2 separate regions of the Homo sapiens genome follow, and region 2 is linked to region 1. The links are chromatin contacts, found by Hi-C or POLR2A ChIA-PET in ENCODE. All regions are on one chromosome and are shown on one strand. Each heading gives the region's core, a stretch centred on a gene start or an enhancer-like site at or near the end of the contact. The rest is flanking DNA. Distances are from core to core; before and after follow the strand shown.

The links. Hi-C counts contacts between places; a loop is a spot of excess contacts on that map. ChIA-PET counts read pairs that join two places held with the same protein, here RNA polymerase II (POLR2A). Pooled maps may share reads with other maps.
Region 2: a map of cardiac septum shows a loop between it and region 1 (4-fold over the local background). The contact joins two enhancer-like sites. A Hi-C loop is called at or near these places in 4 of 168 maps with a recorded cell type or tissue (Right ventricle myocardium inferior, cardiac septum, esophagus muscularis mucosa and 1 more) and 3 of 50 pooled maps. POLR2A ChIA-PET finds 5 or more read pairs at or near these places in 2 of 52 experiments (BJ and GM12878).

The regions. Positions count from the first base shown.
Region 1 is chr1:170,211,891-170,217,903 of GRCh38, forward strand. The region is part of intron 1 of LINC01681 (long intergenic non-protein coding RNA 1681); the gene reads left to right. Among named protein-coding and RNA genes, the nearest start is that of LINC01681, 41 kb to the left of the region's middle. Within about 2 kb of position 1,866, at least 5 of the 41 ENCODE cell types and tissues checked have a DNase peak (open chromatin) inside an H3K27ac peak, as active enhancers do.
Region 2 is chr1:170,408,612-170,414,332 of GRCh38, forward strand. No RefSeq gene overlaps it. Among named protein-coding and RNA genes, the nearest start is that of GORAB, 120 kb to the right of the region's middle. Within about 2 kb of position 1,985, at least 3 of the 41 ENCODE cell types and tissues checked have a DNase peak (open chromatin) inside an H3K27ac peak, as active enhancers do.

The DNA.
Region 1 (6,013 bases), core at 616-3,115:
CTGTCCTGGCAGTTCTTTTTTTCTCTTTCTCACCATGTCACTGGGCTTTCTGGTGCACCTGGACCATAATAGCACTACTAGGCTGCTCTACCAGAGTACATTGTCTTTCACTGACATAGAAGAAATACCTTCTGATATTCCAGACACCTGAAATGGGATGGAGAATGGGAAGAGGGACCTTCATTTTGGTGGCATTTCTTGTCTAAGCAGGGATGTATCACTCAGTGGCAAGCTCTGCCTCTCAGATAATGAATGGAGCAGTGGGCCATCCATTCCAAGGTCTTGGGGCAATATCAGGATACCTCTGAATGTAGTAGTTCTTATAATGTAGTAGTTTCTTCTGTTTGTCATATGGCAAGGCAGAATGGACTTTCAGAATCTTGTTTTTGTGGTCTAGTGGTGAAGTCTTATCTTTGGGACAGCAGCCCAATTATTCATAATTATTAATTCAGAAGGTATTTTCATATATGCGTCTGCCTAATGGTCAGATGGAACTGTGGAACTCCATGACAAGCCTGCAGAATGTTCCATTCTCCATCTGCATGCAGCCTAATAACTGTATTTTCATAGAATTAGAGACTTATAATATTTAAGGCATTTTAAGGTAATGTATCTCATTCAAATCTTTCTCTTTACAGATGAGGAAACTGAAGCCCAGAGAGATGAAATGATTTTCCATGTTAATACAGAGACAGAGTAGTACCATATGCTATTTTACCTAGGAGTCAATGCTCTTTCCTATACATCTCCCTGGCTTGGATAAATAACATTGTCTGGAAATGGGAAAGATAATTATAACTGGGACAATAGTAGAGAGAAGAAACTTTAGAAACTCTGACTAGAGCAGAAGGGCAAGCAAACCAGTTTGACTCAGCACTTTGTTTGAAACTGAGGCTTATTGGATATTAAATTATAGGAGCCGCTATCCCATTGACTGATTTTTTTTTGTGGGGGGAGTAATCTTCTCACCCACATGAAAGTAAGGAATTCTTCCAAAAGCACTTAAGTACTACTATTAAGGGAACTCAAAGAGGTCATTTACAAAATAGCTTATTTACCCTTCCCACCAAGAATTTGTTGCTTTAATTGAGGGGAGAGGTTTTTTGAGAATTGGCTGGCCTGGCATTAAGCTAAAATTATTTGCTTTCCATCTTACTCCTCCTTTCCCTTTACCTTATCTGGGGTTTTACTTTATTAATTAAATTGAAAATTGTAGCATGAGTTTTTGGTTAAAAAAAAGTTCGAAAAATACCCCCCAAAATGTAGTGAGAAGAAAATCATTTGAATTCCTATCCCCCCAGGCTTCTAGTTCTCTTTTCTAAAGACAGACTCTCAAACAAGCTCTTTCTGTTTTCCTAAGTTATGTCTAATTAAGTATATTTTACTATCTAGCTGCCTCTTTTTATACACATGGCACCATATTATTCTGTGTCGTACCCTTTCTTTTTCACTTAATATTTCTTAAAGATGATTACCTATCTGTGTAGAGATTTACTTCATTCCATTTACATTTTAAAATATTGATAAAACATATTTCTAGTGCCTGACATGTGGCCAGATCCCAGAAGATGAGTTTAGCAAAGAAGACCACATGAACCATCCCAAAAGTCCTGTTGCTTCTAGGCTCAGGAATCCAGGGACCCCTTCCTATTATGTGAGCTTCCTGGGTGAGTGTTTTATAGTGAAATCATATGTCAAATTGTGATTCTCAGATGACCTTCCCAGTCTGGCTTAGAGGAGAGGGTTGTCGGGGGAGGTCCTGGGAAAGCCGACTTGCCTTGAGATTGTCTTCTTGGCTGCTGGGTGAAGCTGCACTCCTACTCTGAGATTTCTCCAAGGAGACATTGGGTTTTCCTGGCAGGCAGGGCTTCAGGCTACTCAGCGGAATGTCTATGGTTCTGTAGCTTCAAGAGGAGCCAGGAGGCTGAGCTTCCAAGCCAAGGGAAACACTGCTTCAGACTCAAGACCACGATTTGGCCGAGACCACGGGGCCTGCTGAATTTAGGAGAGGACTCTCTCATACCCCTTCCTTACTCAAACCACTCTTTGATGGAAGTGACATAAGAAATCTACTTTATTCACCAGCACACAGCAGTTGCTTGGGTGAAATGGACTCCGGTCCCATTTTGGTACAATAGGAAAGGCAAGTGCCTCCCTCTCTATCTGGGAAGAAAGGAGAAGGAAGCCAGAGTGGAAATCAGACATCTCAAGTCTTAGCAGCAGTCTTGGTCTGTGCTTAGACAAATAATCTCAAGGCGACCCAAATCCCCTGTTCATTGTGAAAACAGACAGTGCCAGAGTGAAACAGAATTAAATTGTTTCTCTTTCATGGCAGCTGACGTGTAAAAACCATTCTATTCCGACCTTGTGGTCAGAATATCCTGACACCTCATAAATTATCTTAAGGGGTCAGGGCTCAGGGAGGTTTGGGAAGGCTGCGAGTCCACACTGCAGTCAGCGTTCTGCACCGCACAGCAGCAGCGGGAGCACCTCCTTCCTGGTCTTTCCGATAGGCAGATACCAATGTGTAGGATGTGGAGGAATGTAGTGTCCTCAGAGCCAGTTTTTATGAGTTGGGACAAGCATTTTTCCCTCCTTTTATGTTTGTAGGACTTGTATGGCCACAGCAACTACTCTCATGAAGGTTTTTAAGGAAGTGAGAAAAGCACAGTGATAGCCTCCATATCAGACAGAGATTCTAGGGTGGTTTTGTCTTAGCAGAAAAAAAGACAGGGGAGGGATGGAAACAATAGAGACATATACTTACACAAGATGAAGAACTAGAGAGAAAAAAATGAACCAAGGAGACAAGAGAAAGGAAGGTGGAAAGGGGAAACGTGGGTGGCAGGAAGAAAATTTTTCTTGATTCAGATATACACCCCAAAGCGTGCACACACACACACACACACTTTCTCACACACTCTCACACACACACACAGTCTCTCTGTCACACACACACACACACATGCCTCCTCAGCAGAGTGGAACTCTTGGACTTCTCTGCCTCCTGGTGAGTTTCTTTTAGCCCACACATTCATCTGTGCCTTACACACAGTAGGTGCTCCATAAATGTTTGCCTAGTGGTAACATCCACAGATTGGTCCCCAGAGAGGGAAACAGATTTATTTTGGAAAATTCCAAGTATGTAAAGCAAAGTCCTTTGGAGCAAACAGTATTCCTATAGCCTGAACCACCATAAGGTTGAAAGAATCTGGGTATTTGTGGGTGTGTCTGGACATATTGTGTGTGGGAGTGTGAGTGGGTGGTCTGGATGGGTGGGTAATAAGTGACAGGAGGGCCCTTGAAAATATAAAGGGCTCCATAACTACTGTAAAAATAAAACTGGGAATAGCATGCCCAGACCTCCAGTCATGCGGTGACCAAACCTGACCTTGGCAGAGATGAATAAATTTTGGAGATGGATTCAAAAATTATTAGCCAATGTTTTTGGTCCCTGTGGGCTTTTATTGTTTCTTTTTTAAAGAACAGCTGGGCGGGTTTTTGGCAAGGCAAATGACTGCCACAGCCTGTAGAATTCCAGAGCCCTTCCAAGCTTTTTCTAGATTCTTTTGTATTAATGCTTTTTTATTTCTGGTTCATTATTTTCCTAATGGGATATGTCTTCTGGCTCACCCCTTGGACAAAGGATATGCTTTCTCACTGTCTCTGCTCTTAATTTCTTCCTTTATGGAAATTTTGTCTTGAGGACATAATTATGATCAGAAATACATTAGAAGTGTATTGTTTTTCCTAATTGTGTCATCCCATTCCTGATATCAGCATCTCTTAAGCATCACTGACTAGTAAAGAGATGAAGTTATTAAAACAAGCCACGTCATGGATTGACGATCCTTCTCCCAATTCCTCTGGCCTGGAGAAACAGAAAAGAAGATTCAAGGCAGAAGACAGTTAAAACCATGTTCACATCAGGCTTCTAAATAGGTTGCAGTATATGATTTTCTTTTCTTTTCTTTTCTTTTTTTTTGAGATGGAGTCTCGCTCTGTTGCCCAGGCTGGAGTGCAGTGGCGCGATCTTGGCTCACTGCAAGCTCCGCCTCCCGGGTTCAAGCAATCCTCCTGCCTCAGCCTCCCGAGTAGCTGGGACTACAGGCGCCCGCCACCACGCCCAGCTGATTTTTTTTTTTTTTTTTTTTTTTTTTGTATTTTTAGTGGAGACGGTGTTTCACCGTGTTAGCCAGGATGGTCTCGATCTCCTGACCTCGTGATCTGCCCGCCTCAGCCTCCCAAAGTGCTGGGATTACAGGCGTGAGCTACCGCGCCCGGCCGCAGTATATGATTTTCTGCAGCTGTCCCAGTGCGCAAACGCATGCTCATTGGAATGTTCATTGTAATGGTAAAGGGAGGCAGGGCAAAAGGAAGAATTGATGGGATACAGAGGGAAATCCTATACTATCCATACCACAACTGCTGATACCTGGCAAGTCTGAGTTGGTATATGTATGTCTTCATACATATATCTACTAATATACCATAGCAAGCTCTGTGATATGTAATTTAGATTTTTTTTTTAATTAGAGAAATAGCAGTTCATGAGGTTGGTAACATATCTTTAAACGTTGTGGTTATTTGGGGGTATTAGGTGGTAAGTCTTAGAAATAAACTTTCTTAGATGTTGGAGATTACATGCTACAGGTTTAGACATTAAGGAGTGTCATAAAACTAAAATTTTCTCTAAAAGTACATTGATAACAACCTTCATACTATATCCCTATTTCCTTTATACATCTTTTGAGGTTTACCTAACCATTCCCCAACTAATCAGCCTAATTCTTGATTCCATACAGTCACCTCCTTCTTGTAATTGCTGTGTACATTTGTGTGTATTTGTGTTGATTTTGTATGTTTTATTTCTTTCCCATTAGACCATAATCTCATTGGGGATAGGAATCAGTACATTTTTTTTTTTTGACCCAGGGTCTCACTCTATTACTCTGGGCTAGAGTGCAGCATCGGGATCTCAGCTCACTGCAGCCTTGCCCTCTGGGGCTCCGGCAGGAATCAGTAATCTTTATTCTGTATCCCCAAGTGCCTGGGATTATTTTGTAAATCCTATGCATAGTCAATAAATGAAGAACATATTCTACTCTCAGAGGAGCAATTTAATGCTAGGTTGGCTTGTTTTACTAACTTCCATCTCTTTTCTAGTCAGTGATGCTCAACAAATGCTGATATCAGCGATGGGATGACACAATTAAGAAAAAAATACACTTTTAAAATTATATAATTCTCTTCCAAGTCAAGAGTAAATTGCCTATTAATTTTCCATGGCTTTGTAGGTAGCAAAATGGCATTTAGACTGCAGGTATACATTTCTGATTATAAGCAATTATCCATCTTTTAATCAAATATAAACTATCTAGTTAGTAAAGATTTTAAAGTCAGTTTCTCTTGAGGTGTTCTTGTTAATTCCTCTTGGAACATTCTATTGGACCGCCCACTATCATCATCTCCTAAATTTTAAGCCTGGTCCCATAGTCCAAAGGACCACACATGGACAATCAACTGAATATATTTGACCTATTTCTGAACAAGGTTCTATGTACTCCGACACCATTAACCAAAACGACTGACTCTAAGTTCTAGTCCTTATAAAATGCAAAATCGCTGCCCTAGCTCGTTACTTCAGTCCTCTCCTCAAAATCTTTTGCTGGATTGCAGACTGATTCATGCTTCAGCTCCTTTTCTCCCACTGTAATATTTGGCTATGTGGGTCCTAGACACACTGCAAAATGCATTCTACAGCTTTCCTCCTCTTCTCTCTGGAGATCCAGCATGTCTCCCTTGGCATATCACCAAACTGCTTCTGTGTGCTGTTCTCTCTCTCTGCATTACTACCATCCATCCTGAGCTTAGTTCTCTTAAGAGACTCCCTTTATTCAGCTGTCTTTGTGGAAAGAACTACTGAATGAATTTAGAATGAATTGCCAATTAATTGGTAATGATATATTTTGGAAATATGTGCTCCTCATTCTATCTCTTGGAATATAAGATC
Region 2 (5,721 bases), core at 735-3,234, 200 kb after region 1:
ATACAGCAAATATACATAATAGTGAAATTGACTTTAAGGAATTTTTGAAAGAATTAAATAAAATAATGCAAGTAAACAGCTTACCATAATGAGTAACACGCTAACTGATCAAATGTTAGCAATTGTTACTATCGGCATGTAAAGCAATTGGCACAGTACTTGGCTTATGTGGTTGAATAAATTATATCTATTACTGTTGTTAATTTTTTAAAAACTAACTGATGAAAAGTCAGATTCTCGTTTTATTGATATGTATTACATATACATATTTTGGGGGCACATATGATAATTTGACATATTCATATAATCAAATCAGGGTAATTGGGATATTTATCACCCTAAATATTTATATTTTCTTTATGCTAAGATATTCTAATTATTCTCTTCGATCTCTTTGAAATGTATAATCAATTAATGTTAACTATAGTCACCCTACTGTTGTACTGAACACAAGATCCTATTTCTTCTGGGTGCATGTTTATACTCATTAACCAATCTCTTTTCATACCCCCTCCTCACTACCCTTCCTGGCCTCTGATAACCATCAATCTACTCTCTATTTTTATGAGATCCACTTTTATAAGTCACACAGATGAGTGAGAACATGTGATATTTGTCTTTGTGTGCTTGGCTCGTTTCACTTAACATAATGACTTCCAGTTCCATCCATCTTGCTGCAAATTACAGAATTTCTTTTTTTATGGCTGAATAATATTTCATTGTAGATAGATAGATAGATCACATTGTATACCACATCTATATACATCTCACATTTTCTTTATCCATTCACCCATTGACGACCACATAGTTTGATTCCATATTTTGGCTATGGTGAATAGTGCTGCAATAAACACAGAAGTGCAGATATCTCTTTGATATATTGATTTTCTTTCTTTTGGAGATATACGCAATAGTGGAATTCCTGGATCATATGGTAGTTCTATTTTTAGTTTTCTGAGAAACCTCCATACTGTTCTCCACAGTGGCTGCACTCATGTACATTCCCAACAACAGTGGGAGGGTTCCCCTTTCTTTACATTGTTGCCGGTATCTGTTATTCTGTCTTTTGATAAAAGCCATTCTAACTGGGGTGAGATAATATCTCATTGTAGCTTTGATTGCATTTCCCTGATGATTAGTGATGTTGAGCATTTTTCATATACCTGTTGGTCATTTATATGTCTTCATTTGAGAAATGTCTATTCACATATTTTGCCCATTTTTAAATCGGATTATTTGTTTTTGTGCTATTGAGTTGTTTTAGCTCCTTATATATTCTGGTTTTGAATCCCTTGACAGATGGATAGTCTGCAAATATTTTCTTCCATTCTGTGGTTCTCTTCATTTTGCTGATTGTTTCCTTTGATGTGCAGAAGTGTTTTAGCTTGATATAATCTCATTTGCCTATTTTTGCTTTTGTTGCCTGTGCTTTTGAGGTCTTACACAAAAAATCTTTGCTCAGACCAATGTCCTGGAGCATTTTCCCAACATTTTCTTCTAGTGGTTTCATAGTGTTAGGTCTTAGATTTAAATATTTAATTCCTTTTTATTTGACTTTTGTATATCGTGAGAGATAGGGTCCTAGTTTTATTCTTCTGCATATGGATATACAGTTTTCCCAGCATCATTTATTTAAGAGGCTGTTCTTTCATCATTGTATGTTCTTGGCTCCTTCTTTGTTGAAAATGAGTTGTAAGGAAGATTCTTTAATCAATAATTTAATTAACTCAGCCATACATCCCCCTAGAGTAGGCACAATACCAAATTATTTAGTTTTTGGACACTCTCTAATGTATTTTCTATCCTAAATAGATATTGTTAAAAGCATAGATTCCTATATGGAGCCTTACTTTTTGGTTAGGATTTGTCCATACATTAAAAAAAAATCACTGCATTCTGAAATTAGCTAAGACTTTAGTCAAGTACTTTCCCACCAGGGAAAAGACAGGAATTAAACTGAGACCTTACGCATTCAAATAAATGTTCGCAAGAGCTAAGGAATGCTTGGTGTGTTCACAACTAGTAAAAATAACCTAGGGTGAAGAAAGATGACTGAGTCATCTCATATTCCAGACCCACTTTTTAAAAATCCTAACTTGAAGGTCAAAAAAGTTCAGTAAACTTCTCATTTCTATTTTTTTCTCCTCCTCTTTCTTCCTTTCTTTGTTGCTTTCTTTCTTTTCTTTTTCTTTTTTTTTTTTTTGTACTGTGCCCTCTGCCCTCTGCAATTCTTGGCTCTTACAAGAGTAGGGGAAAAACTGCCTAAATATCATGAGATAGGTGGCCCTCAGGGGTACTTCTTGTCAAGCAGGAAGTGCCAAAGATCTTGTAAAATGTCCAATACAAATTTTATTTTGCAGACTCTAGAGGTTTGCATCTGGATACACATCTGCATTTTCTGGGTGCTGGGCCAAACTGAAACATTCAGTTTATCCATTGCTAATAAACATGTCAGCAGTTTCTTTGCTCTCACATCTGTTGTGAAAAATGTTATCTTTCCTGAAGTATATTTATTTTGTCTTTAATACCAGCTTTCATGGATTACAAACTCAAGATATGCCTTCAGTTAACAAATTCAAAAGCATATGCTGGAAGGTGCCTCACTAGAGTGATGAGATAAATTAAAGATGTATATTATATCTTAGATTCTGAAGAGGAAATCAGTGTAAGGAATAACGATGACTCTCAGGAAGGTTATGTCAATTGAAACAAGTTGCCTGTTAATCAAGTTCATCTCAAAATCTATTCAAGGTACTCTATGCATCACAGCAATTCGACAAAATGTTTTAAAAATTTATCAGTTGTTTCATTATTAAGGCTGTCTTCAGTCAAGCAGATGACTTCCTTTCCTAAGGAAACCACCCCCAGGTACTTGCTTCTCCTTCTATATTCTCTAGAATACTTGCTTTACCCAACTCACTGATAGTGGGGCTATTAGAGAATCAAATGAGGTTTTGCTTATTCAGATGTCTGAAAAAGAAAACTGTAAGTTATTATGTGAATGAAAAATAATTGCCAATATTTCTTCCTCTTTTTATTTTTTCATTTTATCTCATAGTCAAGTGTATTCATTTCAAGAATTCATTCCATCCTCAGCAATTCTATCTCCTTGTCTTCCCTTATTAATCGCTCACCCTGTCAAAATATTTAATCGGTGGGAAATTGTTATCTCTCTCATATAGGTAAAAATTGCATTTTTGGAAATTCACCAGTATGTAGTTTAAACAAGCAAGTAAGAAAATCTTAGTATCAAATGTATGGTAATGTGATTAGGGCTGTCAAAGGCATATGTGTATCCTCTTCAGACTCTGATGTTATGGATATTCCTAATACCATATACCACCCTGTCGAACCCAAAGCTACTTTCTGCCCAACTGGGCAATAGCCAATCTCTGCTAAAGTCAGGGAGGGAATGGTGTGAAATTCCTTAACCTGTCACCTGTTCCTTCAGCAAACTGTGAACTCATTTATGAAGTTATTTGCTAAAGGATTAGAGCAATATCAGAAAGAAATGTACCATTGAAGGAATGGTGATGCGTTAATAAAAGAAAAATCAAAGATCCAATAGAGAGGATCAAAAAAGCCAAAAATGTATCTTCTAAAAGTCTAATAAAATTGATCCACTTTTGGTAAGATTAAAGGGAAAAAAAGGAGGCACAGATGAATAATATTATGAATACAAAAGAGGACACAACTGGAGAAGGAACTCCGTTTAAAAAGATAGCAAGAGACTATCATTAAAGCCTCTGTGCCAATAAATTTGAGGAATTAGGTGAGCTGCACACATTATTAGAAAAATGTAACTTAACCAAATGACAGAAGACATAAAAATCTTGAAGAACTTTTTATTATTAAAGGAATTCAATCCAATTAAATCTTCTCACAAATAGAGCACCTGGTAAAGACATTTTCAGATAAATTAGATCAAATATTTAAGAAACAGGTAATTTCAATCTTACACAAAACTTTTTCAAATAAGAGAAAAAGAGGAAAACTGCCCAACTCATTTTGTGAAGCTTGTTGTAGCCAAGATATTCTTAAAGAATTATATTGAAAGGACTCACCACACCAGAAATCTTTCCTTAATATAAAATTAATCTAATAAGTAAATATGCTATTGGTACAGATATAAACACATAGCCCAGTGGAATGAAATACAGAGCCCCAAATAAACTCAGCCAAATATGGAAACCTGATATATAACAGAGCTTTTGTTACAGATTAGTGAGGAAAGATTAGACTGTTCAATAAATAGTAGTGGTCCATTTGCCTATTCATAAGAAAAAGAAGATTATATCTCATACTACACAGTCATACAAAATCCATATAGCTCTAGAGAAAAATTTTACAGTTTTAGAAAGAACTAGCAGAATAATTCGTGAACCCAAGGCAGAGAAGGATTTCTTAAACAAAATTTTTAAAATGCTAATTATGAAGAAAAGTAAAGAAATTTGACTATATTAAAATTAGGAACTTTTGAACATCAAAAGGAAACCCCAAAAAAGTAAAAAAGTCACAAATTCATAGACAATATTTACAATACATTATGAACAAAAAGCCTAGAATCTAGAATATAAAAAGAACTCATATAAATAAACAACAGAAAGACAGACCATTCAATTTCTTAGAAGTAGGCAAAATGCATGAATATGCATGTTCATATATTAAAAGAGGAAACAGGAATGGCCTGTCTGAATGTAAAAATGTTCAACTGCATTAATAACTAGGGAAATGCATATTAATATTATGAATGAGATAAAATTTCACACACCCAAATTAGCAAAAAACAAAAACAAAAAACAGTTGGATAAATCCAAGTTTTGGAGAGATTGTGGAGTAATGGGAATATAAATGGTACAGTGACTTCAGGAAACAGTTTTACATTACCTAATAATGTTGAGGTATAATGTTGAAAATACTTATAGCCTATAATGTAAAAATAAATTTATTCTTTTATACTCTGGAGAAAATATTTAATGAATAAGCCAGGAGACATGAATAAACATGTTCATAACAGCAATTTCTGTAAAAACAAATAACTGAGAATACCCAAATATCTATCAGTCAAAAGTAGAAAGTATGAATAAGTTGTGAAATAGTCATATAATGGAATTCCTTACTGCAATGAAAACTAATTAAGTAACATGTATTGATAAGCAATAATTTAACAAAATAGTAAGCAGGAAAAGCAAGTCACAAAAAGCTATATATATATATATATGGTGCCATGTTTTTAAACCTCAACAAAAGCAAAACTAAACATCTCTTAGGGGCATATGCATAAATAGTAAAATTATAAAGAAAAGCAATGGAATAATAAATATTTGGAAGGGAGGCAGGTGCAATCAGGAGGAGCCTATAATGGCTTCAACAACATCAACAGTATTCTATTTCTTAAACTTGATGGTGTACACACAAGTGTTTGTATTATCATTTGTTAAAACTACACACATGCATATATGCAAGAGTTACAGGGATGAAGTTGATTGATGTATTATTTTGTGTGTATTTATTTCAAACGTAATAAATATAGAAAGTAAGAGAGAAGATAAAAGTGTCAAGAATTTAGGATGTATTAATAGAAAGAAGATGTTAAGCTCAGGAGAACTTAGCAGGGCACTTTGCACCAGGACCTGGATAGACAAAAACATGCCAATCAATGACTAAGGGCAGTAAAGAGGTGACAATGAGCATCAAGGTTATTTAGTCCTCTCGGAGAGC